Regions from separate parts of the Homo sapiens genome. Here region 2 is linked to region 1. Evidence: read pairs that join two places in POLR2A ChIA-PET (ENCODE). Cell type or tissue: Caco-2. All regions are shown on one strand. Each heading gives the region's core, and the rest is flanking DNA. Links, peaks and the distances in the headings are about the cores only. Region 1 overlaps RASGRF2 (Ras protein specific guanine nucleotide releasing factor 2). Region 2 holds the start of LOC107986428 (a long non-coding RNA gene).

Region 1 (15,483 bases), core at 3,519-8,518:
TCTCTTCTTGAGGAGAATGTTTCCACCCTCTCCCACAACCCCACTGAGGCAGAGGCAGACAAGTTTCTTAGTAGTCTCCTTTTGCAGGTAGGATAAATTTTTTCCCTGTTACGTTCTTTTATGGAGGGGTGGTCCTTTGAGAGTTCCAGGTTTATGTGGGCGTCTCAGTTCCCATCTCCCCATTCCCACTTCATGAAGGTCCTGGGGCTTCTTCTCCTGAACCATGTGGATGTTACAATCCCAACACCATGCTACTGATAGCCTTCCCTCCCCTCAGCACAGCCAGCATCAGTTCAGAGACTTGGTTCTGCTTTTCAGATCCCTCTGTGTGTTTGACCATGGAAAATTCCTTACTTTCTTGAGAACTCAGCTATGCATTTAGAAGGATATTTGTTATATTTTACTCAGAATTTCTGTTTTTAATAACAAAAGATTTTTTTTCCAAGATACTTACTCTGCCAAGAACACATCATCACCATCCTCTGACAGAATTAAAATGTCCACTGGTGGGTGGAAGATGCCTGTCTACATTCGAAGAGGAGTAAGGAGAAGGGGCCTCTGGCCTTTAGAAACTTAGAGATTTTTTTTTTTCTCTTAACTCACTCGTTAGCTCCGAGAATTATTCTTTCAGTCATTCACTCAGTTATCCTTACAGTCATATATCATGCAATACAACTTAGTAAGTTCATACTATGTAGGCTTTCATTTTTCTGCAAATGTATATTGTATACAGCTTCTGCTATGTGCCAGACAGGTGCTTGTGCCCAGTAAGATCATACTAGATCCCTGTCTTCATGGATGACACAAATATTAATCTGATAATCACATCAATAAGTGTACAATTTCAAATGTGCTAAGTACCATAAAGTAGATGTGTGTGGTGCCGTGAGATATGTAATGGGGGCTTTGTCCAATTCAGGCTGGAAAGCGCTCATTTGGAGAAGTGAAATTGGAAACAAAAGTGGCTTTCACTAAGTGAAAAGAGGAGTGATAATTGTTTCAGATATGTAGCAGTATGTGCAAAGGCCCTGGGGTAAGGATGAATGACTAAAAAGAAGTGTGGTGAAATGGAAGAAGGAGAGAAAAATATGGTTTCAGAAAAGACTGAGAGGAGCTAGGGCTAAACCACCAAAGACCTTGTAGTTTGTGTTCAGGAGTTTTGTATTTATCCTAAGAGCCATCTAAAGAGCTTTAAGCACTGGAACAACACATCCTAATTTTCTTTCTAAAATCCTAAAGATCTTTCTGACTTCAGAGAGGAAAACAAATTTGAGGAGGCAAGAGTGACAGTAGAGACCAGCTGGGAGGCTGTTACAGGAGACCAGAGGCTATTACAGTAGACAGAGTTGCTGGTAGCTCAGCCCCAGTTTTGGTTTTGTAGATGGGAAGACATGGGACAGATTTGAGATTTATATAGCAGATAAAATTATTAGGAAACAGCATAAAGATAGGACAGGAATAATTCCAAAGTTTCAGGTTTACATAACTGGAGGGAGGGTGGTATTTCTTTACTGAGCTAGGGAACACTAGAAGAAGACAAAGTTTGGTGTAAAGGCCATTGGTTATTTATTTATTTATTTTTTGGACACATCAAGTTTGAAGTGTGTTTGAAACATATAACAGGAAAATAGAAAGAGACAATTGGATATTGCGTATATGGATCTGGAACTCAGAGAAGAGATCTGGAGATATAAATATATGACTAATTTGCTTGTAGGTAATCATTTAAGTGGTAGGCCTAGACGAGATTTCCTAGGGAGCGATTATAGCCTGTCCCCTGGATATAGGGACATGAAGGTTATTGGTAGGACCTTAAATGGGAGCTGTTTTGTCGCTGAGATGGGATAAGAAGCTTCGAGTAGGATGTAGAGAGAACAGGAAGTGAGGAAGTTGAATCAGTGAGTATAGACAACTTTTTTTTTTTTGAGACGGAGTCTCGCTCTGTCGCCCATGCTGGAGTGCAGTGGCGCCGTCTTGGCTCACTGCAAGCTCCGCCCCCCGGGTTCACGCCATTCTCCTGCCTCAGCCTCCCGAGAGGCTGGGACTACAGGCGCCCGCCACCACGCCTGGCTAATTTTTTGTATTTTTAATAGAGACGGGGTTTCACCATGTTAGCCGGGATGGTCTGGATCTCCTGACCTCATGATCCACCGCCTTGGCCTCTCAAAGTGCTGGGATTACAGGCATGAGCCACCGTGCCCAGCCTAGACAACTCTTTCAAGAGGTTTGCCACTGAAGTTATGTAAGGCTTTAATTGATGTTTAAAGGAAATGTGATTTCATTGTGATTGGAAGGCAGAATCTTTTAAAACAGTGTGTCAGTGGAAAAATATTAAAATGGTTTCTTGATAATGAAAAGGTAGCCAAGATAGAGACATTAGCCAGCACAGAGAAGACTCAAAGACAGTGAATCAAGATTGATTTGTAATCGTAGCTAACATTTATTACAGTCTCACTGCTGTGCAAGTGCCATTTTAAATGTTTAGCATGTATTAAAAGTCTTAATCCCACAACAACTTTATGAGGTAGGTACGCTTATTATCTCATGAGGAATGTGGGAAACCGGTCACCAGAGAGGCAACCTAACTTGCCAGGGTGGGAGAACAGTGATTTAAGAGCAGGCACTCTGGTTGTGGAATCCATGGGGTTTTTGTAAATTTCCTTTTTAATTGACAAATAATGATTGTAGATATTATATTCTTATGGGGTACAATGTGATGCTTTGATATAGGTTTATGTCGTGGAATGATCAAACCGAACTAACAGATCTATCACCTGGCATATTTACTATTTGTGTGTGTGTGGTGAAAACATTTAAAATCTACTCTTGTAGTATTTTTTAAATACACATTCTTAGCCGTGATGCTGTACTGCTTCTCAGTACAGGGATGCACAGTAAAGTGTTTGAATCATCCATAAGCCAAGATATGGCCTAATTCATCTACAGATATTGAAAATGTTATCGGTTGTGCAGTTACTGCGAGGCAAAAGTATAAATTAATGCTGACTCAAATACTTGGTTAAGATTCCTTCTTGGCTTTGTATTATAGAGTAAGACAGGCATAAATGGAGGTGTCAGGAGAGCAGCTTTAGCTTTAATCAGTGGTCTTCAATAAATATGTGTGCATTATTTATTTAATTGCACCTGTAACCGCACGAGGGCCTTGCTGCTGAGAGAGTAATAGGTGAGCGGAATTCACAATAGTCTGAAGCCACGCGCACCTCTCTGCCAAGAAGTGTCATCTGTGAGTTTCGTTAACCAATGTCCTAAAATATATGACCTTTTCCAGGTCCCTAGGGAGTGGCTTTAACTGCAACACGTGTGTGTTTCTTTTTCTCCTAAGGCTTTAACAACACCGAGAGAACATGTGATAAAGAGTTTATTATACGGAGAACGGCTACCAATCGAGTTCTGAACGTCCTCCGTCACTGGGTCTCAAAGCACGCACAGGTAAGTCAGTGCCCTCATTAATTACTTGCAAGGATTTTTTAAAAAATCATCTTTTTAAGTTGTGACACATGTAAAACACCTCCCTACTCTTTGGAGTTCAATGTGAAACCTTGACACTGGAACTTAGGAAGGGAAGAAATAGGCTAGGCATACAGATCAAAGCAGACACAAGTGTCTTGCCAACATCCACTGTTTCAGATCTGCAAATGACGTGACACAGTGAAACGGGGCTCCTCTGTCCCTGCAGCTTCTGAGGAAACAGCACTCACCCATGGGCACCTGAGCCACAACAAGGCCTCTGTGCTGTGCCACCTACCCTGGGAGCACTTTTCACAGGGTCTTCTCTGTAAGTGGAGCTATGCTTGAGAGGCTGCCAACTGCAGTGGTATCCCCGCCCCCCACCCAGCTAGACACAAACCTCACGGTCCCCCCTGGAGGTAAATAACACTCTGGGATCTGGTCAGGGAGTGCTTTCTGGGCCTGATTCTGGAGATATTTTGTCTCATGCCCGTTGATGTTTTGGGTCCCAATGCTGTTTTTAAATTGTGTTACACTGACAGGACACCCACTTGTTATCTGTTTATGTGTTTTCAGTGCACGTTTGTAGAATTTATTCCCCTTTCACAAAACAAGTCAGGTGCCACTTTGCCCCCCTGATGTGATGCATGCATAATGCTTTTCTTACCCACTGCCACATACCAGGCAGGCCCTCCTGGACACCCACCTGCCTGGCACCCTGCAAGGAGCATTTGAGAGAGAGAATGGGCCCTGCCTGGCTCAGAGCAGAACATGTGCAGCATATATTAAAAGAAATATAATCAAATTGTCAGTCTGCTAATGAGAATCGTGTGTTATAAATGGCACTCCCATGGGTAGGTATTCCCAGGTCTTTATTATTAGGTTGGTGCCAAAGTAATTGCAGTTTCTGCCACTATATTCACAGAGCCCATCACATGTCTGCTGCGTGGTCCTCGGTAGTGACAGTCTGTTCAATAGGGTCACCATGAGGGCAGGCTCCTGAAACCCCTGTGGTAAGGGAATTTACTAATTAGGAAAAGTGGCATTTAAGCCTCACCACAAGTAAGCCCATAGAAGTTCTTAAATATTAATTAAAGTAATAAAGATAGCATACTAAATAATGTAAACATTCCATCTTACACATCTTAAATAAATAGAAAAAATTTAATCCTCTATGATTCAAATTCCAAGAACCATCCTTAGTGCATGAGAAATGTCTAGTCTCTTTTCCCTGTAGTCTCAGTGAGCTGCTGGTAAATCCATTTTGCCTCACTGCAGATAAAACACTATAATGAGTTTTAGCATTTACAGTTTTTCCACTGTCTGATGGTCCATCTTATTCCTCTCTGATTTTTTCTCAAGAATCTTGACAGTTAATTCCTGGGGCCCACAGTGGCTTCTAAGATGCAAAGTAGCTTTGCATCTTAGATAAGGCTGAGCTGGTTCTCTCCCCTGGCCTCAGCTCCCCTCCTCCCTTCCAAATCTTCTCCCCAGAGCCCTCCAGCCTTGGTTCCCCTATTCACCTTACTTCCCTTTTCTCAATCCCCAGTGCCCTCTTTTTCTAATTATCTCAAACAGGAATCCCTCCCAATTCACATATAATTTTTACAGTAGCTACAAAAGTACCACAAAGCAAATGACAGAATGCTGGGAGTTTTTTATTTTTGGTGAAAAAATTCATAGATGGGGAGAGATTAGTGTATGGAAGCCCTTTACAATAAAGAGTTTTACAGTAAGGTTTGCCACCTGATTTGGCAGCTGAATTGTTTAGACGGTTCAGCTGCGTTGCGACCTGAGTGACTGCAGCTGTGCTTATACATGAGCAAGCTTGTCCATCTCCAATTCCAGTTAGAGGGATCCCAGCTCCTCAGACTCTCCCTCCAGCAGGGGCATAGGTGAGTGATGTAAATAGCTCAGGGATCCAGTCTTCTCTTCTGACCTCACCATTGGGTAAAATACAGACCCTGGCTATTTCGTTCACTGATGTGCCCAAGGAAGTTCTTCCCATAAGGTCTTTCCTTACCTCCCCTGCATGCATGAGTGGGCCTCAGGGCTCTATGGCTGGTTATCAATGCCCTGGTGCAACCTTGTCATGTGAATCTCCTGTCACCTTCCTCATCCTCTCTGTATGAGTACACGACCGTGTGCAGGACATTTCTGTGAAATTTCCACTTAATGGGAATTGCTTTAGGGCATTTTTTTTCTTTTTTGCTGGCTTTAGTGTCCAGATTCCCTTTCTTCCTTTTACTGACTCACTTATGGCTGCCCAGTAATCATTTGGCCTCCACAATGGGTGGTTTGAGCAAGTCAAGGCAGGCTCTTGGTGATGGATTGGTAAATGGTTCGAATAGACAGAGCTGCTCTCAGCTCACACAGTCTTCGGGCCTCATTGTGTGCATACTGCCTCCTCTCACCAACTGTGGGCCTAGCCTGGGCCATTTCATTCAGAAGATGTGAAGGTGGCCCTGGCTTCACAGAGCCTAAGCAAGCTGACTGTTATGGTGCTTTCAGAGTAACAGCCCATCTTGGTATCTTTATCCAAGTTTATCTGCAGGTCTTTACTCTCCCAAGGCAGCATATAGCTATAGATGGGACTGCTGGTCTGAAAACGTGTGCTATAATCCAGCTGTCAACCAACCCTCACCCTTATTGTTTTTGGTTTTCACATCATAAAGCGAAGGGCTTGGATACGATGATTTTTAATTATCTGATTCACTTTGTACTAGTTGAGTCCATTTAAGGAAGAATATAGCATTATTGTGGCAACCTGATTATTTTGAATCAGTAGCTTTTAAAAAATGAGTAGGAAGTTGTACTCATCTCAAAACTACAGCCAAGCATGGTAACAGTTACATTTTTTCTCACATGGTGAACTACCCAGGGAGGCCACTTCGATTTCTAGAAACAGAAAAGCTGTAGATCCACATCAATCAAGATGTAGATTTACCCACAGATCTAGAGAATCAAGGCTGCCACAGAGTGTTCGACATCATCTAATTATTTCTCACTTCTCATCAAAGGTAACTAACATTGGCAGATACTACCTTGAGCTTTATTCAGGAGAATTAAAAAGTTGCAGAAGTGTGGGGTTAGGGGTTGGTTCTCCAGAGAAATAAGAATGCCCCAGGATGTCACCTCCTAACTCTACCCCATGTGGTGCTAGGATAGCATTTCATCTTCTGGAGCCTTCTAGTTTTTTCTTTAGTTAATATTTGGGGAGGCTAGGATGTTCCATTTTTAGGGGGTTCTAAAAATCTTCCTATGTGAATACATTCTGGCCTATTGCTCCTGATTTTGTTATACCTTCTCACTATTTGTTGCCTTTTAAGTTGAAAGTGAAGCCACAGGCCCAAACTGGGTTTCTCTCATGTGCCTTGTCTATCAATCAGCAGAGGGAACAGCAGCCCAGAGTCAGGGGACCAGTGTTCTTACTCCAGCTCTGCCAACTGTAGCTCCTGTGGGGCCCCAAGCTGGTCTCTCCACCTCTTCGGGTGTTAGTTTCCTCTTCTGAAAATGAGAACAACCATCCCTGCTTTACCTCTCCCAAGGATGTGATGAAGTTAAAGATGATGCTGAATTAAGCATAAAGCATGATATTGATGTGTGTGATGAAATCCCTTTTGGCTATGGACAGGAGAGATGCACATTTCATCACCCTACAACCAGCCTGTAAGCTCCTTGCTTGTCTCATTCATCTTTGCATCTCCTTTCACATAGTTCTGCAATGCTGAACACATGGCAGATGCCCAGTAAATACTTGTCAAATTGAGTTTATAGTTTAATGTTTCCACTGTTCATTCTCTCCTGGAGGTCATTTTCTAGCCTTTAAAGTTTCCAAAGTCAGCCCAGACAGAGACTATGATCACTAATGGATCAGAAATCAGGGCCATGTGTTTAGACAGTCTAAGTAAAGGAAGTGTTTTCATTAGAGGTCTACATGCTTCTTGAGCATCTCCTGCTGGGAGGCCTTACATATCGTTTACACAATTCCCAGGTCCCTGCAGGTTTCAGACCTGTAGTGCTATTAACCACATGTTCCCGTGATTGCTTTTGTCCTCTGCGCGCAGACAGATGGATGGGGGCTGGCTATAGACATTTCAGATCTGTGCACAAGACTCTGTCGAAGGCCTTTCACGTATGATCTATAGCAATTTTTGTTTTCCTCAATTACCGTATTGACCAACCAATTCTGAAGAGATGCTCTGTCCATTTATTCGAGGAATTTCACAGACCATGAATGACGCTGGTAAAAGGGCTGCAGCTGTGTCTGCAGATTACCACTGGCGCCATCAGGCTCTGGGTACTGTCTGAATGACAAGTGGCCGAGAATGAAACAGTCACATATTTTCTTAATTGGAGGCTTAGGGGCATGTTTTTAAAACATGAGATCAGACAAAAATGACCTACCTACATAAAAATCTCCTCCCCAAAGGAGTTTACAGAGGAACACTGCTACTCCTTTTTCTGTTTTCTCACCTCCTTGATTCATTCACTAATAAGAATTGGGCACCAGAATGTTCCAGACATTGGGGTAGGTGTGGGAGTGACCAAGATCCAGGCAGTCTCTGACCTCAAGGGGCTTCCAGCCATTGGGAAAATGCCCACTAACAGCCACTGGACTTAACGTAATTATGTGTGTGGCCGGCTGTTAAATCGAATTCTTCAGATTGTTTCTGACGTTCAGGCAGAGGACCAAAGGCACAGGGGCAGGTAAAATAGGTAGCAGCAACAGCCTGCATGGCCTTAATGGAGTGGCTCGGCCACCTAAGCAAGACCAGCTAAGAGCTCGTGAAATCAATCCTGCTAGCAATTGTGATCACCCACCTGTGGGAAGTTGAGGTAGGAGAGGTCAAGGAGAGGGAGATTTCCAGAGAGAGGCATCTGTGTAAGTTCCCTACCACTATGGGGAAGGTGGGGAGATGCCTCCTTTTCACTTCTAGCCACATGGGAAATGCTTCAAGGAAACCATCCAGCTAGCCTCCGTGTTAAGGTGAAAGGTGCTGGCTGGGCAAAGTGAAGAGTGGTGGATGCTAGGAGTGAGCTGTATTCATATGTGTTTGAGTGAACCAGATGGGTCCATGGGGAGTCCAATCTGGATGGCCCTGCATCCTGCCCAAGAGGACGGCCTGGAGGGGTGACGCGTAGACAGACGCTGGGTGAAAAAGACCACTGGCAGCCCAGGGCCTGGGGGAGTTGAAAATGACTCACAGGAGGACAGACATTGCCAGGGTCAGGGGAGCTGGCCATAAGTCTCCCACAGAGAGGTCTCCAAAATCTCACCAAAGTGCCCCACACAGGAAAAGCTGGCCACTGCCCACCTGCCACATCTAGAGAGAGCCAGGGCTGGGCTCCCCTTACACTATCATACTAAATTATTGCTTTCCCCTGGACCTGAGGTACAGGATCAGAAGCAATAGCCAGCTAGTAGAGAGGTGGTGGAGACAGCAGAAAGGGCCTCCTGTGCAGGCCACTAGGATGGAAGCAGCCCACGCCAGGGCTAGAGGGAGGCTGGACTGAAGTTTTGAAGAATATACTGAACTGGACATTTTGACTGTTGAAATGACACCATTCTTATAAGCAAAAAGTACTGAAAGACATTGGTGCCTGCCCAGAACTCCATGTCAGGTGGGGAAGGATAGGCTATCAACTGGTTTACTGGGACTGGCAAGAAGCAGTAATGCCATTTGATGATTCCGTTATTACTTATGATACAGGGAGTCTAGGGTCCCTTGGGAGAGCAATTTCACAAAATCTATCAAAATAGCTCAGCTGTTATATTTCTAACTCACTCCAGTTCTCTTACATTCATTTTATGGTGAACAAAGAGACACATTTTTAGCTAATAATGAATAACTTGAGTTTACATTTCAGTTAACATGCTTTTTGGCATTTTTATTGAAATATCACATACCGCATATAAAGGGCAATAAACTTCAGTGTGTAGGTCAGTGACTTTCTGCCTCTGTATACGCCCATGTAACTGCCACCCAGGTCAAGATCTGGGACATTTCCAGCACCTGAGAGGGGCCTCCAAGTCTCTGCCCCTCTTCCTGTTACCCCATGCTCTATTAGTTTTAGTATTGTTCCCATTGACATTATGAGCTTTTTATATATTCAGGACAAAATCCTTTATCTGTCAAATGATATTCGTTTCTCTCAATTTGTTCTTTTACATTTAGCATTGCTTATGGTATGTTTTACATATATGCACCCTTTTCCCATTATAAGAGGGTTTTATATATACTCTATCCTATAAACACAGACACACACACGCGCACACACACAAAACAGAGTCCTTTTCACTCTTTCATTAAAATATATGTTCCCTAACACTGTCATAACACAATTAACAAATAAATATAGTCTGAGGTAGAAGACAGGAATTAGCGGATCTCACAACCACACTCTAGTCACTCATAGCAGCTGAGGTGAGAATTTTTACGTCTCCAAAAATCACAGTAGGAGTTAAATTCAGTCCTCATGTGTCTTTGTAGCAGAGATCTCAGAGCTGGGGGTACTTCGAATCCTGTTGGAGGTGTGAAGTTAGGGTGATCTTGATGGAAATCCCTGCTCTGGCATTTACTGGCTGTGTCTGAGCAAACTATTTAGCTCCTCCAGGCCTCCATTTCTTCATCTGTAAAAATGGGGATTAATGCCACTTTTTCCTCTGTGGGAGGGTGAGGATTATGTGAGTTAAAACATACAGAGTAGCCATTACAGATGGAGGCTCAAAGCACTGCAGATGCTGCTCTTGATAGAGATAACCTTGTGAAAGCGGCATCTGGTCCAAACCCAGACCTTCAAGCAGGCCAAATGCTGTTACCCCCGTTTGACCAGTGAACCACCTAAGTCTCAAAGGGGTTTAGTCAGCATCGCCCAGGTAAACTTGCTGTGATGGTGGAAATGTTCTATGTCATGGTGCCCAGTACAGTAGCCTCTAGCCACATGCAGCTAATTGATCACTTGGAATGTAGCTAGCATGGCTAAAAAGCTGGAGTTTTAATGTTATTGAATGGAATTAAATGTTAATAGTCCCACGTGACTAATGGTTACAGTATAAACAGCACAGTTCTAGACCACTCAAAGGTACCATAGGGAAACAGACCCAGCTGTCAAAATTCCTTCCAGTCTCCCACAGTGCCTCATTCCTCTGAAACAAGAACCCGACCGGGTGGTCTCCACGATGGCTCCAGCAATAAGCCTGCTGAAGGGGGCACACCTATATTAGGTTTGTGGAGAGGAAAACAAAACCTTTATGTAACCTCAGAGTCACTGTTATCTCAGAGAAGACCATGGCTCTTTCCCAGTAAAGGAACCAACCAATGAGCATCCGTCTGCTCCACAGAATTTAGGTTTTGGGGCTGCAGTCCCAGATCTGAGGTAAAGTGGGGACATGCCCTCTGACTTATTAAGGTGGAAAAGTGTGTGACGGTGTGATGGCCTCTACTTAGTGTGCTCAAGGTCTCAGGGATCAGATTTTCCCAGAATGTGAGTGGACATAGTTCATCTCTTCCGTTTCTTATTTTGACAGATGACAGGGGCGGCTTCTAAATTTTTTTGTTGACTATTTGGCATTGCCTAGTGAAACACAAAATTCAGTGTTGAATTAGAGCACTGAGTTCAGGTTTGTTCATTGTTCTTGTTCATTGTTCCAAATCTGAAATGGAGGTTGGGCTAGGACAAACACAGCACAGAATTTTCGGTGTGGGCAGGAGAATGAAAAGTGAAAGAAACAACCAGCTATTGAGCAGGCAGCTGCTGTCACCTCTCCTGACGTTCCTGGCCTGCTGCTGTCACCTCTCCTGACGGCTCCTGGCCTGCTTCCAGCCCTGCCCTCCTCATCCATCCGGGCTCGTGTCAGTTGGCCACAGGGTACTTTTCTGTCACACTCCTGGCCTGGTCTCTGCCCCTTAAAGAGCGGATCTTCTCTTCCATTTGCAAGGCAATCTCAGCATATGGGGGCCTGACCTTTGAGATCTTTATAGGAGAAAGATGCCTCTCTGCTGTGAATAGGGCTTTTGTCCCCACTTCCTGAAGAAGTTCAAGACTTTAAAAGCCCCTTTCCCTAAGCCTTCACCATGGCTGGATGAGACTTCCAGTGCAGAAGTGTGTCACTAGGACTCTGAGCAAGGAGGACGAACCATTGAATTGCATAGAAGTCATCTAGGAGCAGCCTGAAGTTTGGTATCGGTTTAGTTATGATATGGGGCACATGGTCTTTTATGGGTGACTTGAGAACCTGATTCTTAGAATGAAGGTAGGTAGCTTCCTCTGTGAAGATGGATTCTGAATGACAGAAACCCAATTTAAAAAAAAATACTGTATCACTTACTTTATATCAGACACTGTTTCAAGTTGTTTTCAAATATTAAGTCACTTACTGTGACTCCACTCGTTTGAGGGAGAGGAGGTCGATGTTGTTATTACCACTGCTTTACAGATGGGGAAATGGAAGCTCAGACTGAACCATTTCCCTGAGGTTCCACCGATAGCAAATGGCAGCAGCAGGTTTCAGTCCCCGCCGTCTGGCTGCACAGTTTTTGCCGGGAACCCCCAATCTTGCAGCCTCTCCATCTTGCAGGCCAACTGTTGAGATGCAGACCGCTCAAAATGTGAAACATAAAAACCCGCTTCTGACTCAGGACAGTGAGAATAGCACATGTCAACACTGCCAATGCTTTCCCTGTTTCTCAATCTTTCCTTAGGAAAGTTACTTTTGACCCTGAGTCTATTTTGTGTTGCTCAAAGGATTTGTACTTGCTAAAGGCTGGTGCAGGGAGGAGTGCTGTGCCCCTGCTGACAACCACTGCACCTCCCAGGCTGAGATGGTGACAGCAGACGCCCCGGCCAGCCTCCCCAGGCCACCTGCCTGCAGGAAGTACAGTCAGAGCTGCCCGCGGTGAAGGGCCAGGAAACCCCCGCTGTTCTTGAAGCCTCAAGACCCCAGATATCCCACCTTGACAAGTGGGTGAGATGCTGCCCACTGCTCAGGCACCACAGAGTGCCACGAGGCTCCTGGGCATGTCCCCAGCTGGTAGGACTGATGGGGATACCAGGAATAAGAAGATAAAATTTGGTCTCAATGTGAAATGCTAGCAGCTATGAGATGTTTTTAAATGACTAATGAGTTGTCTGCTGCTTCAGCCTTGCAAATGGTGTTTTATGTTTTTTTTGTTGTTTCTGTGTGTGTTTCTTTTTTTTTTTTTTAAGAGATGGGGTCTTGTTCTGTCACCCAGGCTGGGGGGCAGTGGTGCGATCGTAGCTCACTATAGCCTTGACCTACCCCTTGCCTCAAGTGATCCTTCCACCTCCGCCTCCCAAAGTGCTGGGATTACGGGCATGAGCCACTGTGCCTAGCCACAGATAATTTTATACAATCACCATGTCAGAGGATAATCGATGGCCTATATACTTTTTTTTTTTTTTTTTCAGAGACAGAGTCTCGCTCTGTCTCCATGCTGGAGTTCAGTGGTGCAATCTTGGCTCACTGCAACCTACACCTCCCAGGTTCAAGCAATTCTCCTGCCTCAGCCTCCCAAGTAGCTGGGATTACAGGCATGCGCCACCACACCAAGCTAATTTTTTTGTATTTTTAGTGGAAACGGGGTTTCACCATATTGACGAGGCTGGTCTCGAACTCCTGACCTTGTGATCCACCCGCCTCAACTTTCCAAAGTGCTGGGATTACAGGCGTGAGCCACTACGCCCGACACACTTTTATGTCAGTCTCACCCTTTTATTATTTATCAGCACCCATTCACTTCTAGCTGTCGACACTGTCAGCCTCTGCGTATCTCAGCTAAGAGATCCCAAACATCCACCAGGCACACACCAGTGTTTGTTCACAAACAGATTCCCCATGACAGCCGCCCAAATGAAATAGAGAATGCTCCGTTTAATTTAAATAGGCCAGCAACTTCAGTTCCTTTTGGCCCCTTCTGATTTCCTGGACACATAGGCTGACCCTTATCTTTACGGCAGTGCTGGGTCCTGCTGTAATCTTTTACTGACCGCTGCCCTCTCCTTCTCCCCTCAGAACAGATGCCTTAGGCGTCACATTTCACTTCAGTTCTTCAGAGGTTCCTGGGTCAAAAAGGTCTCAGATGAGGAGAGAAACCTGGAAACTTGCACACTAGTTTGGATTCCATTGTTAGCTTGCTAGTTTCCACATTTGTAAAATTGGCAAAATTATCTGTGTGAAGTTATAATGCACAAATGAATTATTTGTCATATCTCTCTGGAAAATATGAAATGTAAGAAACTATTATCTGATAAGTATGGATTTTCTTTTCTTTTTTTTAATTCCAAAGATAGATTTTTATTCTTTTTCTCTGGTCCAGGCAAACAACCAACCAAGTAAGAAAATCCTAGTTCCTTGAACTATTTACCAAAGTTTTTTCTTATTTTTATACATCCCTATTGTTATCCTTTAAACTCTCCTTACAGTGAGACATTTACAGCAGGATTTATTAAGCTAGCATAAGCTAGATTTAAGCTTTTAGGAAGTGTGCCTTCAATGGCACTGATTTTCCGTTTTCATTAGCTGCCGAAACAGAAACATTTTCCCCATTGAACTAGTGGGATTCCTTAACCTTTTGTGGATGGATTTCGTTGATGGAATTTTATGTACTTCGATAGCTTCTTATCTCTGTTGTAAGAGTTTTCTGATGCAAGTGCCATGGAGAGCCCTTATTTTTCCTAATTTGTCTCCCCACTCTTGTAATCACTCTTGGACCTTGGAAGCATTTCTGGAGACTGCGGCATGCAACCCTCAGCATGGGGAACAATGATCCTGACATCACCTGGTCCTTGTTTGATCCGACCAGGCCTGGACCAGTGCTCTCCATCACTTCAGAGCTGCCTCAGAATGCCAAGAGCTGACTTAACATTTGTGTTATCAACTGGTTCTCAAGGCCCCACGGCTCTGCCTTGCTTGTTGCCTTTCTCTTTGTGTTCCTCTCCTCTCCACTCTGCTCTCAGATGTCATTAACTTATAGCTCCCAATCTCTTTGCATAAAGTCTCTCCTTGGGTGAATGTCAAAGATGCTACTTCCTGTAACTCTAAGTGCATCTTCTCCTTGGGGAAGGAAGGATGCACCCACCAGCTTTCTTTGTCAGTCTTTTTCCCTCCTATGGATCAGGGTAAAAAGAAAAGTATAACTAATGACTACTTTCTAGTTATATTAGAGTTAAACTCAAAGATAATTTTGTTGGCAGGGGGCATTACTTAAGAAAGTTAAATACAGTTTTAAATATTGGCAATAAAAGGATGCCCTTCCAGACTTTTCATTTTCCCTCTGGTCTTTGTCATTTTCTTGAAAATGACAATCCATATAAATTTACCACCTACCTAATGGAAAACACAGCATCTGAAAAAAAAATTCTCTTTTTTTCTGGTAAATGCTTTTTAAACTGACTGATTCCCTTTTGGGGCGTAAAGATGTAAGCTTGGAAGCGATCTGATTCCGGGGTTGTGGGGCAGTATTTAAAGATTCCTGTATGCACAGCTGTTCAGAACTAGGGGCTGAATTTTAGCAGTCATTCAAATGCAGAGTCATTTGTCAGCAAATGATCAAATAAATAGTTTTCTGGATGGGTTTTTTCCTTCTCACTGAATTAGTGTCATTCATTGCCATTTGCCGCTTCCCAGTTATTTTTGTTCTAACATATCTTCCACATTTTCGCTGTGCCTTCTCCCCGTAGCCTCCCACTTCACATCTGCTAAACTAATTTCCCAAACCACCAGTTTAAAACTTAGGTAGCTTATTACCACTTGTCTCAAAGTCAAGTATTCTCCCCCATGGACTTTTATGCATTCATTCTACAAACGTTTGAGGGCTGACCAGGAGCAAGGCACAGAGCTTACCAGATTTGGGGTTTAATTGTCTGTGGGTTTTACTACCTGAAACATAAGTCCCCAGATGATTGTCAGGCATATATTTTCTCTACATTCTGTTCCTCTTTGAAGATTCAAGAACCTACTGAGTAGTTAATGACTAGTAAGTATTGAACGTG
Region 2 (15,483 bases), core at 3,506-8,505, 290 kb before region 1:
ATTGAAAGGTCCTAGCAGCCCAGTGTGTCCTTCACTTCTTTCTGTATTTGCTGATGCTGTTTCTCCCTTCTCTCTTAGTGAACAATTTATAACTTCGTACGTGGTGTCTTTTGCACCTGCCTGTACCCATCACCCTCTCACATGCTACTTCCCACTCCTCTATCTTTTCTTATTGTCCCAAACCTATGATGTTTGTTTCTCTGAAATGCCTTTCCTCTGGCTTCCCAATGACTCTGAACTTGCTGAGCAACTTATAGCTTTGGGGTAGAAAGGATTAACTTGAATTCAGTGGGTTGTCTTAGGGGTGTGTGTGTGTGTGTGTGTGTGTGTGTGTGTGTATTTTAGTCACTGAGTTTCACTTTACTAGGAAGAGGATCTAAAGGGGAACCAGAAGGGCCATAATTTTTTATGACATCTATCTTTCACTGTATTTGGAGGAAAGAAAAATTCTTCCCCTTAGGTCATGATTTCCACCCAAAGTGAGGATATGCAAAGAGAGCACTAACCAGCCTTTCTTTAGGCTCCAAAGATACTCATCGGACTGTGACTCATCTGATCATTGGTTGAAATATGAGTGACACAGCATATGATATACATTCAACTGAGGCTTCATGGCTCAGTACAAACAGCACTTCTAGTGCTGGCCCTGCCACTTAGTACCTTTAAAAGAGTTACAAAGATTTAGACAGTTGTAAAACCTTCAAGTGGTTGGGGTTGTTTTGAACAAGTTCTTAGTTACAGACAACAGAACATACTCCCCAGTTTATGAAGACAGGAATTTATTATGGGGTCTATTTAGCTTTCAGAGTTTCTGAATGAGCTAGAGGATCAAGCCTAGATATTTTATGAGAAGCAGTATGGTCAGGATCAATGACCCACTGTACTGTGCCAGTAAAAAGTTCATTGCTACCACCTCTCCTTTGCTGCTCACAAAGATAATGACTAGACACCAAAACACTCCACTGCAACTGTTGCAGAAAAACCAAACTCCCAGATGATACCTGCCTGAGCAGCCATGGTCTTCCCTTACAAAATTCAATTCTGCTTCCAAGTCTCTCATAGATATGTGTCTTTGGTGAAAGGCAGGCCCTTACAGAACCTTAGTCTCAAGGGAATGGGAAAAATGCAGACTTTGGCCTTCTGGCTCTTGTCCACAGGAAGGAATCTGACAAATGAGTTAGAGTCCTATTGATTGAGCTGCTCTGTTATATCTGTCAAAGAAGTTATTTTGTTTCCTCTTTTGTTATTGAGTTTTATTTCATTGTGGTCAGAAAATATCATCTATACCATTTTGACTATCTTAGAAATTCTCCTGTTATATTTCTTTAAGTGTTCCCTGAGTGCTTGAGTAAAAGGTGCATTTCCTGTCCTCAGGATATAAAGTTGTATGCATGTATATGTAAAATTTTATACCATTAGATCAGAGGTGGGAAAACTATAGCCTATGGACCAAATCTGGCCCACTGCCCATTTTAGTAAATAATGTTTAGTTTGATTACAGCTATGACCATTTGTTTCTATAGTGTCTGTGGCTGCTTTTACACTACAGTTGAGTCGTACAGCAGAGACCATATGGTCTGCAAAGCCTAAAATATTTATTATTTGATTGACCCTTATATCAGATCCTATGTCAATTGATTATATTAATCACATTTTCTATGTCCTATTTTATTTTATTTTATTTTATTTTATTTTGAGATAGAGTCTCACTGTCACCCAGTATGACTGCAGTGGTGTAATCAGGCTCACTGCAGCCTTGACTGCCAGGCTGAAGCGATCCTCTTACTTCAGCCTCCTGAGTAGGAGTAGCTGAGACTACAGGCACATGCCACCATGAGCAGCTAGTTTTTGGTGTTTTGTAGAGATGAGTGTCTCGCCATGTTGCCCAGGCTGGTCTCAAACTCCTGGATAGAAATGACCCTCCCACCTCAGCTTCCCAAAGTGCTGGGATTATAGGCAGGAGCCACCACGCCCAGACCCTATTTTATATGATTTTAATCATATGAATTATACTCTGCAGATTATCTATATAATTTTCCCTCAAATTTGTTCAATTTTTCTAGAACTAAGAAGCATATTAAACCTGATACTTCCTTATTTATGAAGTTTTTGTTTTATGTACTTTGATGCTTTATTTGCCACATAAAGGTTTATGCCAGTTATATATCTTCATTATAGATTACACTCTTCATCATTCTACTGTAACCCACATTGTTCCATTTAATGCCTCTTGCGTTACATTCAACTTTGCCTGATATTAACATGATGACCTACTTTATTTGGGTTTGCATTTGCCCAGTATATCTGTAACAGTACTGTTTGGGTTTTTTTTGTTTGTTTCTTTGTGTGTTTGTTTGTTTTTTAGTTCTAGTGACTTCACTATGTCTCTTGAAGACAGCAGATAGTTAGAAACTCTGACCCTTTTTTTTTTTTTTTTTTTTTTGAATAGGTGAACTTGTCCTTTATACATGAACTGATACAACTGATATACTTCTGGGATCCTATTATTTTTCTTTCTTTCTTTCTTTCTTTTTTTTTTTTTTGAGACAGAGTCTCACTGTGTTGCCCATCCTGGAATATAGTAGCACGGTCTTGGCTCACTGCAACCTCCACCTCCCAGGCTCAAACAATTCTCAGCCTCAGCCTCCCAAGTAGCTGGGATTACAGGTATGCACCACCACGCCCGGCTAATGTTTTGTATTTTTAGAAGAGACAGGATTTCACCATATTGGCTAGGCTATTCTCAAACTCCTGACCTCAAGTGATCCGCCTGCCTCAGCCTCCCAAAGTGCTGGGATTATAGGTGTGAGCCACCGAGCCTGGCCCTATTAGTTTTCTTCTTACATATCTCTGTGAAGGTTTTTATTCTTCTGTTTTTCTATATGGCCCCTTTTTGTTTTGCCCATCATCCCATTAGTTCTGTTGGGATTGTCTTTATAACCGAAAACAATCATATGTTTCAGTTTTTCTTCTTAAATACTACAGCCCGGGTACAGTGGCTCGTGCCTGTAATCCCAGCGCTTTTATGTTTGTTGTTGTTGTTGTTGTTGTTGTTGTTGTTGTTCGGGATGGAGTCTTGCTATGTCACCCAGGCTGGAGTACAGTGGCACAATCTTGGCTCACTGCAACCTCTGCGTCTCAGGCTCAAGTGATTCTCCTGCCTCAGCCTCCCAAGTAGCTGGAACTACAGGCACACGCCATCATGCCTGGCTAACTTTTGTATTTTTAGTAGAAGTGGAGTTTCACCATATTGGCCAGCTGGTCTCAAACTCCTGACTTCAAGTGATCCGCCCACCTCGGCCTCCCAAAGTGCTGGGATTATAGGCGTGAGCCATCATGCTCGGCTTAATTCAGAGCTTTGGGAGGCCCAGAGAGGCAGATCCCTTGAGCCCAGGAGTTCAAGACCAGCCTGGGCAACATGCTGAAAACTCGCCTCTACTAAAAATACCAAAAAAAAAAAACAAATTAGCTGGGTGTGGTGGTGCATGCCTGAGTCCCAGCTACCGGGGAGGCTAAGGTGGGAGGATCACTTGAGACCAGGAGGTCAAGGCTACAGTGAGCCATGATCACACCACTGCACTATAGCCTGGGCAACAGAGTGAGACCCCAGGTGTGTGTGTCTGTATGTGTGTGTGTGTATGTGTGTATAAAACTACAGAAAAATATGTGCTGCCAATTCTCTTACACTGATTTCCTCCTATCTCTTTTGGCTCCTGTTTTGTTGATGTATTCTGGATTTTTTTCTAAGTTCATTATGATTGAATTATTCTTTCTCATTTTAACATTAGCTTTTCTTCAAAACTTTATTACAGTTATAGTCTATTTGGTATCTATACTTACACGTATTTTTGTGTTTATGTTTAACTGGAAGTGATGCTTATTTCTAGCTTTTCCATATCAAAACTTTCCTGCGAGTTCTTTATTGTGATGCATCAACTTAACTGGATTATGTCTTCAGTATTTTTTAGAAAGGATTCATGGTTGCTATATTTCCTGAATTCCCACATATGTGAGCCTGGCTTTCTTTGGTTTGTATGTGTGAATGGAAGCTTGGCTTTTTAGGGTCTCGTTTCATTCAAGCCTTGTGAACTTTGCATCATTGCTTTTTGGCACCTAATGTTGCTAAGGAGAAATGTAAGGTCAGTCTGATTTATTTTTCTTGGGGATTACATTTCCTTATGGTGGATAGATATTCTCTATCCTTGAAGTTCAACACTATAACCAGAATTTGTTTTATTAATGAGTAAGTTCTATTAATTTTCCCTAAAACACAGCCCTTTTATTCTACTTAGTCTAGCTTTCCTTTTATACAGAAAAATTTTCTTCTACTGTGTATTTGAGCATTATTTTTTTTTTCTGTTCTCCTCTTTAGAAAACTATAGGCCAGGTATGGTGGCTCATGCTTATAATAACAGCACTTTAGGAGGCTGAAGTGGTGGATCCCTTGCACACAGGAGTTCAAGACCAGCCTGGGCAAATTGCAAAACTCCGTTTCTACAAAAAATTAGCTGGGTTTGGTGGTGTGTGCCTGTAGTCCCAGCTACTGCAGAGGTTGAGGTGGGAGCATCACCTGAGCCCAGGAGGTCAAGACTGCAGTCAGCCGTGGTCATGCCACTGCACTCCAGCCTGGGCTACAGAGCGAGACCCTGTCTCAGAAAAGAAAAGAAAAACTGTTACCACATGTTGACGCTATTGAATTCTATATGGGACCTTTTTAGTAATAACTTTTATCTCTGTAACCCCAGCTATTCTTATCCTCCATTGCTCTCCGTTTCTCTTTCCATTTGTTTTCTTCAGATCCTAAGATATCACAGCCCATGTTTTTTCTCTAAAACTTTAAAAGTTTTCAGGAGGAATCTTCAAATGTATTTTCTTTTTTTTTTTTTTCCAAAATAGGGTCTCCCTCTGTTGCCCTGGTTGGAGTACAGTGGAGCAATCATGGCTTGACCTCCTGGGCTCAGGCAGTCCTCCCACCTCAGTTTCCCAAGAAGCTGAGACTACAGGTGTGTACCACCATGCCCAGCTAGTTTTTGTATTTTTCGTAGAGTCAAGGTTTCACCTTGTTGCCCAGGCTGGTCTCAAACTCCTGGGCTCAAACAGCCCTCCTGCCTCAGCCTCCCGAAATGCGGGGATTATAGGTGTGTGCCATCACACCGAGCTTCAAGTGTATATTCTGCATTTATCTTTTTCATGTTATAGCCCTTAATTATAAAAATTATTTTTGCATAGGTTGCATACCATCATTTTCCTTATCTTTGAGTGGGGACAGTTCTGCATAGACTGATATTTGCCCAGTGTAGTAAAAGTAAGTATTAATGCACCTGCCTTTTCCTAATGCTTTTACCTTGTAATCTGTGTGGTTATTCAGTTACTTTCAGCGGAGATAGGCAGGGAGCAGCAGAGAATAGTGATGCTGAGCAGCAAATCAGCCAGCCCACTTTAGGTATGCTATCTCCAAGCATGCAATCACTGTTATCTGTTTCTTTTTTTTTTTTTTTTTTTTTTTTTTTTTGAGACAGAGTCTCACTCTGTCGCCCAGGCTGGAGTGCAGTGGTGCGATCTTGGCTCACTGCAAGCCCCGCCTCCTGGGTTCACGCCATTCTCCTGCCTCAGCCTCCCGAGTAGCTGGGACTACAGGCAGCTGCCACGACGCCTGGCTAATTTTTTGTATTTTTTAGTAGAGATGGGGTTTCACCGTGTTAGCCAGGATGGTCTCGATCTCCTGACCTTGTGGTCCGCCCACCTCAGCCTCCCAAAGTGCTGGGATTACAGGCATGAGCCACCGCGCCCGGCCTGTTTCATCTTTCATCACTAGTGTATGTCTAGTCTGGTGTAAGGGGAGAGTAGTGGACAGTCCCAGGTTTCTCATGCTCTTCAAATTGGAGGACAGTGTGAGGTTCTGTGGCTCCCTGGCCATTTATTTAAAAGGTCCAGTCTTACTTATTTATATTTAGTCATCTTTGCTCTACAGCAAGCTGGTTCCCTCTGCTGCTCATCTCTTGACCTCTCTCCCTGGTTAGGAAACTACACAGGAGGAAATAAAAATGGCATGACCAATGGACATAACCATACATACTGTATGGCTATGTATGTATGACTCCACGTATACCCAGAGTAAAAAGAAGCAAAACCAACTTACCCCATTAGAAAACCTCCTTTGGTGAAGGACAAGGCAGCCTTCTGTGGTGATGGTAATATCCTGTATCTGGAGATTGTTACCACGTGGAAGGTCTTAACTATAAGTTGTCCTGGTTCTTGATAAATTGAACAAAACACAAAGCAACAAAAGAATGAAGCAACGAAAGCACAGATTTACTGCAGCAAAAGTACACTCCACAGAGTGGGAGCAAGCTGGAGCAAGTGGCTCAAGGGCCCCAACTGCAATGCTCTTTAGGGTTTTTATTAACTAAAAGAATTTGGTTATACCCCTAAGTACCCTTTAGAGGCCTCTGATAGGTTATACACTATGCAAATGAAGGATTGGACCAATCAGAGGCTGAAGTGGAGGCTTGTCCTGTGACCATTCAGAGGCATTTCCCATTTGTGACATAGGGGAGAGGAGGTTATGTAGAGGGAGGGACCTCTGGCCCCTTGTCCCTTGGGCATGGAGAGGTGGGGTTTTCCTTTTGGTCCAATTTCAAGAAGTCAGCCACAGATTGGCCTTAGGCTCCCTCTTTCCAGACCTTATTCTCCTGCTTCATTTCCTCCTAAGAGACATGATTCCCATGAATCTTTATGGGAGACAAAGGAATCGACGGCCTTTCTTCTGTAACTGCTTCATGATGATTGGGGCGCAGTCCCTACCTATTGGGGACCATGGAACTCTCGCCCCGTTCTGTCTAGTGGAGACAGGATGACTTCTTGATGACCGGGGCTGGCATTGTCACCTGGAACTGGCAGGAAGTCCTGCTACATGATCATTTGAAGCTTAATGGCCTCAAGGCAAGAAGAAGTAAATCTGGTTAAAAGATTTAACAAACATTGTCCAAAAATCAGTACAAGTATAATTATTAATAATGGGCCAGCCAGGGGAAGGAGCCATGAAGCCCACCTTAGTGCCCTTGACCAGGAGCCCCATGACTTGGACAGCTGTTGTCGTATTTCAGAGGCCTGCTCAGCTAATTGTCAGCCAAAATCCCTTACTAATCCTGATTTGGTTGATATAAAATCAGCATTCTTCCTCTACGGAAAGACATAAGCCACCTTTTTCAGCAGTTAGGGTATCCAGTCCCCTTCTATTTTGTAAAGCATCCACTGCTAAGGAGTCTATCTGATTTTCTATGGTGACAATGCTCTGGACAATGTTTTCCAGGCTGTCTGAAAGATCCTTGGACAGCATTGGTAATAGGATAGGGAAGTTGCAAGCCTGGTAACTCCTGTTTCTACTCCTGCAGTTATTCCTAACCTCATACTAAAAGGGGCATGAGTTGGATGGTTCATTTGTGCCTGGCGGTTGCAGTTATAGATATAATGAAAGACTGGTTATTGGGAGGCATATTGATCTTGGAGCTAAATAAACAAGTGTACAGATTCGAGTCCAATTGGCTGGTAAACATAAGTAGGAACTAGTCTCACATGGGAAAAAGGCTTCTTGTTTTTCAAGACAAAAATTGTTCTCTATGGTGAACGTATGAGTTAGCTTGTTGTTTTCACTTTCCCAAGTGGTTAAAGTCCTTGCTAAAGTGGCCCCGATTAAAGGCTGGAAGGAGCCTTGGGAAGTATCCTGAGTTGCTCCAGTGGTTTTGTTCTTCCCTCAGTGTAGGTAGTTATGCTTAGTATCCACCAACAACCACCTAGAGGTATTTTCATAATGGGGAACTAAAAGGCAGCTAGATGTCTCAGAGTTAGTACAGTCTTCCCAAGGGAAAATGTGAACACAGCTGGTGGGCCTACCCTGACAGTACTTAGACAGTACTTAGTACTTAGACTGTGAATCCTTTAAAGTACCCTTAACTAGGGGTGGTTTCCCTGAAAACTGTACAGGTTTCCTAAATGATGCAGTCTGGGTAACTGCATAGCTTACATGATCATGTGAGGGGTTAATACCTAGGGTATAGCTGCATTGATGACTTTTCAAAATTTTTGCTTCTTTTAATACAAAGGGCCTGACCAAAATTTTTGCTTCTTTTAATACAAAGGGCGCATGGAATCTTAGTTCTGTGTGCATTGATATTGAGCCCCAAATGGGTTTTTGAGGGGATGTGACCCCAGAAAGGTTGCTTTGGTAGGACTGGAGAAGGTTTACTGTTTATCCTGTCATTGTAACCTTTGTCAATTTTGTAACTTTGGAGTCATATAAGTCATCCAGGTTCATTAATTTGAAGGGGATTCTTCCCTTATGGTTCAGGTGAGATAGGTCATTTTTTCAGAGGCCCAAGATTGGGTTGGGATTGGGATGGCAGCATATTTGGATGATGATGGAGATAGACGAAGCCAACAGTGCTTTGCCAAAGGTGGACTGGTGGTATTTAACAGTCTTTGTGTTTAATTAATGTTCTTAATAAATAACCAGAATTCACTAATTGCCGGAGGGGTAGGGTGAGCCCCACTGAAAAATTAAGCTAATTCCCTGTATATACGGTCCAGTATACACAGGCCATGGCGAATCATTATGGGAGCCAAAAGCACTTAAGTGTTATTTTGTCCTTTTGAATAGGAACTTCAGGTCTTCGGGTAGTGGTGATGGGAGCTTCAGGTTCCAGGTCCAGGACTTCAGGTATGGCAGACTTGATCCTGGAACGAGGTATCCAACTATCTAATGCTAGTACTTTGACTGCAGAAGGCATAGCCAACACCACTGAAAAAGGTCCCTTCCATTTGGGTTGTAGTTGTTGAGTGGGGGACCCCTCTTTCCGTGTTTTAACAACTACCTTATCTCCTGGCCTGACCTTGAATTGCTGGTTAGTTCCTGATGTGGGAAGCCTTTGAGTTCCAAACTTTTGTAGTGCCTGCTGAAATTGTCCTAGGTTAACTAGGTACTGTATTAAACCAGCCATTTCTGGATCAGTAATTAGATCATTAGTTAAAAATGGCCTCCTATATAGCATCTCATATGAGCTCATATGTATTTTTGCTCTCTAAAAGTTGTGGATTCTTAAGAGGGCTATGGGCAGTAAGCTGACCCAAGTTTCTGATGTTTCCTGGCATAGCTTAGCTAACACCCATTTCAGAGTTTGATTAGCCCTTCTTTCCCAGAGGATTGAGGCCTCCGTGCTGAATATAAATAGTATTTGATTCCGAGAGCCTTAGCAACCCCTTGAGTAAAGATGGGCCGTTATCACTTTGGAGGCTTTGGGGTTACACAAACCAGGGATTATTTCCTTTAAGAGAACCTTTATAACTTCATTAGCCTTCTCTGTTCTGGTAAAGTAACCTTCAACCCAGCCAGGAAAGGTGTCTATTAGTACTAACGATAGAGACAGGAGACAGCCAAATGCCACCCAGATCATTGTGCACAGGGAGCTTGCCTAAACATGGCCACGTTGAAAAATTCTGTCCCTTAATACATGCACAGTAAGGGAAATAAGTCAGTGTGGAGTGGCTCAGACTAAGGGCCCCCCTGCACACTGTAAGAATGGTGTGGAGCACCAGGAATTCACACCTTCTCTCAGGAGGAGCCTGGCCTCTTCAGCCCCTGTGTGGTGGCCTGGTATTCAGTCTGTGAGGTGGGAGCCTGTTGGCAGGACCCCCTCTTTCTTTGCTGAGAGCTTTCTTTTCACCTAATAAATCTGCCCTCCTCGCCCTTCAATGTCTGTGTGCCTAATTTTTCCCAGATGTGAGACTAGAACCTGGATTTTAGCTGAACTAAGGAGCAGAAAATCCTGTATCACTAGCAAGAACTTGCATCCTCTGCAGGCTGGCATATGGGGAAAGTCCAATTGCCTGGATGAGTTCACCTTCTCTGGACTGGTTCCATTAGAGGAGGCATTTTGTTTCCTGAGTTGTTGAATGCACACAGTGAGCAGGCTTGACAGACCTGCTTAATCACCAAAGCTAAGTTAGGCCCAATAAAGAGCCTGTTTATGATGGCCAGAGTAGCATCTCCCCCCATACAGAAAGATTCATGCAGGGTGTTTAGGCTGGGCACTGTGGCTTATGCCTGTAATCTTGCCACTTTGGGAGGCCTAGGTGGGTGCATCACTTGAGGCCAGGAGTTCAAGACCAGCCTGGCCAACATGGCGAAACCTCATCTCTACTAGAAATAAAAAAAAAAATTAGCCGGGCATGTGGTCTGCACCTGTAATCCCAGCTACTCTGGAGGCTGAGGCAGGAGAATCGCTTGAACCCAGGAGGCAGGTTGCAGTGAGCCAAGATCATGCCACTGCACTCCAGCCTGGGTCACAAAGCGAGACACTGTGTCCAAAAAAAAAAAAAAAAAAAAAAGTCATGCAGGGTTTTTATAACTTTCCATTGGGCTGTTTGAGGGAGATATATACTTTTGATCCTGTATGCCACCAGGATCCTTGTTTTTGTCCCCCTCGTTCTTTTATTAACTACTCTTCTGTGATGTGTATTCAGATTCTACTGGGAATCATAAAAATGGAGGCAGTGCTAAGATTTGTTGAGACTGCACCCCATGGGCTGCTGCGTTGGCTTTCTTAGTCTTTTTGTTCCCGTGTGCTATACGGGTTAAGTCCTTTTGATGCCCCTTACAATGGATTATGGATATGACTTTTGGCAAGTGTATCGCTTCCAATAGTTGAAGAATTTCAGACCCATGCTTTATGGGGGAATGTTTACTAGTTAGTAGTCCTCTTTCTTTCCAAATTGCAGCATGAACATGAACCACAAGAAATGCATATTTAAAATCTGTATAGATGTTAACCTTTTCCCCTTTTCCTAATATCAGGGTTTGAGTAAGAGCAATTCTATCAGCTTTTTGTGCTGACATGCCTGGGGGCAGCAGCTGGAAATCAGTAATGGTATTGTAATTTAATACTGCATATCCAGCCTGGCATTCCCCACCCCCACCCCACCCTGCATTTGACATGAAGCTACTGCAATCTATGAATCTGTCATCCTCTGAATCTGGGAGGGGCTGATCTTTTAAATCATGTCGGATGACATATGTGTATGTGATGACCTGCTCGCAGGAATGATTAATTATTGGGCCTCTGGGAAGCAATGAAGCCATATTTCAGGGTGTTATAGGTTTAAGGGTAACCTCTGGATTGTCCAGGACCATAGCCAGGTATTTGGTTAACCTTTCTCCTGTCATCCAGATACATCCTTTTATTCCTAGGACTGACTTTACCTGATGTGGGCTTAACACTTCCAGTGGTTGACTCAGGGTGATTTTAGTGGCTTTCTCCACTAAAATAGCAGTGGCTGCTACTACTGCCCACAGGCAGGTTGGCCACCCTGAAACCACTCCATTCAATTTCTCTGAAAAGCAAGTGGTTGGTCTGGGTTCTGATCCCAATTTCTGGGTTAGCACTCCCACAGCTATACCCCAAATACTGGACCTGTTGGAGGGTGAATTGAACCTTCTTTTTGGACACTTTGTATTCAAGTAAATTCAAGTTTCTCAAATGTCTGCCAGTAAATTCAAGGTTCTTACAGTATTTTGGTCAGATGCGTCCCAGGTTGGACTACACACAAGAAGGTCATCAGCATACTGGAGTACACTCCCGTTTCCCAATTGCAGATCCCTCAGATCCCTTTTTCTTTTCTTTTTTTTTTTTTTTTTTTTGAGGTTGAGTTTTACTCTTGCTTCCCAGGCTGGAGTACAGTGGCACGATCTCGGCTCACCACAACCTCCGCCTCCTGGGTTCAAGCGATTCTCCTGCCTCAGCCTCCCGAGTAGCTGGGATTACAGACATGAGCTACCATATCTGGCTAATTTTTTGTATTTTTAGTAGAGATGGGATTTCTCCATCTTGGTCAGGCTGGTCTCGAATTCTCGAATTCAGGTGATCCGCCCTCCTTGGCCTCCCAAAGTACTGGGATTACAGGCATGAGCCACCGCGCCCAGCTCCCTTAGATCCCTTTCTAAGGCTCAGGCAAAAAATAAAATAAAATAGGGGCTATCCCAAAAGCCCTGAGGGAGTACTGTCCAACTAGTTGTATTGTCATTGTTCTCTGCCGTTAGGATCTTCCCATTCAAAATAAAAAGGTATTGAGATTCTAGGGCCAGAGGAATGGAAAAGAAAGCATCTTTTAAGTCTAGGACTGAGAACCATTCCCCGGCCCTTGAGTTAAAAGAACATATGGGGCTGGGCACAGTGGCTCACGCCTATAATCCCAGCACTTTGGGAGACCGAGGCGGGTGGATCATGAGGTCAGGAGATCGAGACCATCCTGGCTAACATGGTGAAACCCTGTCTCTACTAAAAATACAAAAAAAAAAATTAGCCAGATGTGGTGGCAGGTGCCTGTAGTCCCAGCTACTTGGGAGGCTGAGGGAGGAGAATGTCGTGAACCCAGCAAGCAGAGCTTGCAGTGAGCCGAGTTCGTGCCACTGCACTCCAGCCTGGGCTACAGAGCAAGACCCTGTCTCAAAAAAAAAAAAACAAACAAACAAACAAACAAAAAAAAAAACGGAAAAGAATATATGGATCTGCCACTAATGGGTGGACAGGTATCATGGCTTCATTAATTGCACCGAGATCCTGTACTATACTGTGTTCTGAAGGCTTTAAAACAGGTAAAATGGGGGTATTGTAGGGAGAATTTCAGGGTTTTAGAGTCCTTGGCCAAGCAACTCCTTAACTACATATGCTAAGCCCTTTCGTGCTTCCAGCTTAATTGGGTATTGTTTTTGGTTGGGAAAACGACTGGATTCTTTAAGCTGTATTTTGGAGCACTGCCATTCTAGCTCTTCCAGGCCTCCCAGTGTACCATGCTAGTGGTTGACATGTTTGTTGACATGGCCTGGAACATTGTCTGCATCACTTAGCGTTAGCAATCTTGATGGGTGGTACTTAAATTGTAGCAGTGCCCCTATTTTAACCATAATATCCCTTCTCAAGGGGACTGGGCAGCTTGGTACTATTAGAAACTCCTGTGGGAAAATGTGTTTTTCAGATTGGCAGGTTAAAGGAGAGATAAAATGCCTGACTTTATTTTTCCCTTCCATTCCTATAATAGTCATGGTCCTAGTTGAGGGTTTTCCTGAATAAGCAGTAAGGGCAAACTAGCTTGGCCGTGTATTAAAAAGAAACTGAATTTGGGCCAGGAGTGGTGGCTCACACCTGTAATCTCAACACTTTGGGAGGCCAAGGCGGGCAGATCAGGAGGTCAGGAGATTGAGACCATCCTGACCAACATGGTGAAACCCCGTCTCTACTAAAAATACAAAAATTAGCCAGGCATGGTGGTGTATGCCTGTAATCCCAGCTATTTGGGAGGCTGAGGCAGGAGAATCACTTGAACCTGGGAGGCGGAGGTTACAGTGAGCTGAGATCATGCCACTGTACTCCAGCCTGGGTGACAGAGTTAGACTCTGTCTCAAAAAGAAAAAAAGAAAAAAAAAGAAAGAAACTGAATTTGTTTGCCCATCACATCCACAGTTACCCAGGGCTCCTCAGTAGTAATAATGATGTGCCTGGACAGGGGCAGTGAGGAAGTCCCAGGCCCCTTCAGTCTTCATCTAGCTCCTTCTTTTGCACTGCTAGAGTCTTGACTGACTGAGCCCCTTGGTGGGAGCCAGGGCAGTCAGTTCTCCAGTGCCAGGGGTCATGACTGGTGCTTTCACACTGATGGCAGCGGCTTAATGCAGTCCTTTGCCCAATGTCCATTTTTCTTGCACTTGAAGCAAGAGCCTTGTTGGCATCATCCTTATGGCCCTTTGGGTTTCCCTTTAATGCTCTTTGGGCACTTAGCGCGTTGGCTGTGATGGCTACCATAATTTTGGTGTGTCATTTTTTCTCTACTCTGTTCTTTTTTCCCCTCCTCCAGGTCACGATTGTTATATACCATAAAGGCAGTATCAGGAAACTGATTTTGGTTATTAGTGGTCCCATATTGCAATTTTTGGAGCTTGCACCTGATGTCCAGAGTGGACTGGCTGATAAAATGCTGTGCCATTAGCACAATACCCTTGGGAGAGGAAGGGTCTAAATTTGTATATTTTCTGAAGGCCTCTTCCAACCTGCCATAAAACATAGCTGGGTTTTTCTCCTTCCCTTATGTGACTTCCCTGACCTTATAATTTATGGTCTTGGTTATCCCCTTTTTCATCCCTCCAAGGAGTGCCTCAAGAAACTTTGCTTGCCTGTTTATTTCCACAGGGGTATTATAATCCCATTTAGGGTCAGTGGTGGGCACTGTGTCTGGGCCCAGGTGATTGCCCTGGGGATTTCAGGCAAACGTATTGTCTGCCTCACAGTGGGCAGCTTCAAAAATGCTTTCCTTTTCCATAGGGGTGTAGCAGCATGCTAAAATAAATTGGATACCTCTCCCTGATAAATTGAAGGCCAGAACCAAGGTCTGGAACCCATCTACAAACTTGCCAGGGTCGTCAGAGTATCTTTTCAGTTTTTCTTTACATTGTTGAATATCAGTTATGGCAAATGAGACTTGCACTCAAAGTGGCCCTTCTGCTCCTGCTACTTTCCCTAAGAGGCAGTAGTGTCAGGGGAGCTGCTGAGTAGGGTGTTCCACTTCGGTTATGTTGGGGGCTGAATATAAGTTTTTTCCTTCTCTGGGTGGCCTTGCATGGTTGGAGCATTTGACAAGGGGTTATATAGGGGTGGCTGTGGTTCCCCCTGAGAGACAAGTGACCCTTGTGAGAGAGGATCATCCACAATGTCTGGCTCAGTCTTGGGGCTCTCCATTTGAGGGCAAGTCTTGGGAGACTTACAGATGGAAGTATTCTGATACAAAGCTGTAAAAGCTTGAATGTGTATGGTATTTCTGACCATTTACCCTGTCTTTTGCAAAATAAGTCTAATTGCAGAATAGTGTGTCATAGTTAAGGCACCCATTGACTGGCTGTTATTCCTGACTGTCCAGCTGATACTGGGGCCATGCAATATTACAATGAAAAATCAAGCGTTTCCTTTTCAGATTGTCAGGGTCAAATTGACTCCAGTGGTTTAGGATGCAGCCAAGAGGGGAATCAGGTGGAATAGATGGGGTGCTTCCCATAGCGGTCTGGAAGAGAAAAGAGATCCTCAGGAGGGCTTATTTGTTCATCCACAATTTCTACCTGGGGTATCCTCGAGGGGAAGTCTTGGGTTTGGCATTGGATCCCCAGGGGGATCCCTTTAGGTCAAGTCTTAGAGTGTCAGACATCTCTGACCTTAGGTGGGCACTGGCACCACTTTCTGTGTTTTCCCTTGGTAGGCAATGGCCTACCGTGAGCTTCTCTTTTGTTCCTGGGTATACTGTCTGGCGTTTAGCATCCCACCAATTTAGATACACCATATCTTCTTGCATTCCTTGTAGGGTTATGGTAATAGCCAAAAATCTTAATATCAATAACATTAAGGTTGGTGGAGTATTTCTTGTAGCCAGGAAGGATGGAGGGTGGTATATGAA

What was found. ChIA-PET counts read pairs that join two places held together with the same protein. Peaks named below come from ENCODE experiments on the same cell type or tissue, not always from the same donor. Only the 100,000 strongest peaks of a DNase experiment are listed, where the experiment ranks them.
Region 2: POLR2A ChIA-PET joins it to region 1 with 5 read pairs; 2 of 35 experiments call an interaction of 5 or more read pairs at or near these places.

What each region holds. Positions count from the first base shown.
Region 1 is chr5:81,176,832-81,192,314 of GRCh38, forward strand. It overlaps RASGRF2 (Ras protein specific guanine nucleotide releasing factor 2), which reads left to right. Exons shown (of 27, transcript NM_006909.3): 18 at 3,344-3,450. Among named protein-coding and RNA genes, the nearest start is that of CKMT2, 49 kb to the right of the region's middle. RefSeq lists an enhancer at 15,250-15,483. In Caco-2, for the core only: no CTCF peak of the experiment used is centred there; no DNase peak of the experiment used is centred there.
Region 2 is chr5:80,884,674-80,900,156 of GRCh38, forward strand. It overlaps LOC107986428 (a long non-coding RNA gene), which reads left to right and starts at 5,084. Exons shown (of 2, transcript XR_001742759.2): 1 at 5,084-5,305. In Caco-2, for the core only: no CTCF peak of the experiment used is centred there; a DNase peak (open chromatin) is centred at 5,428.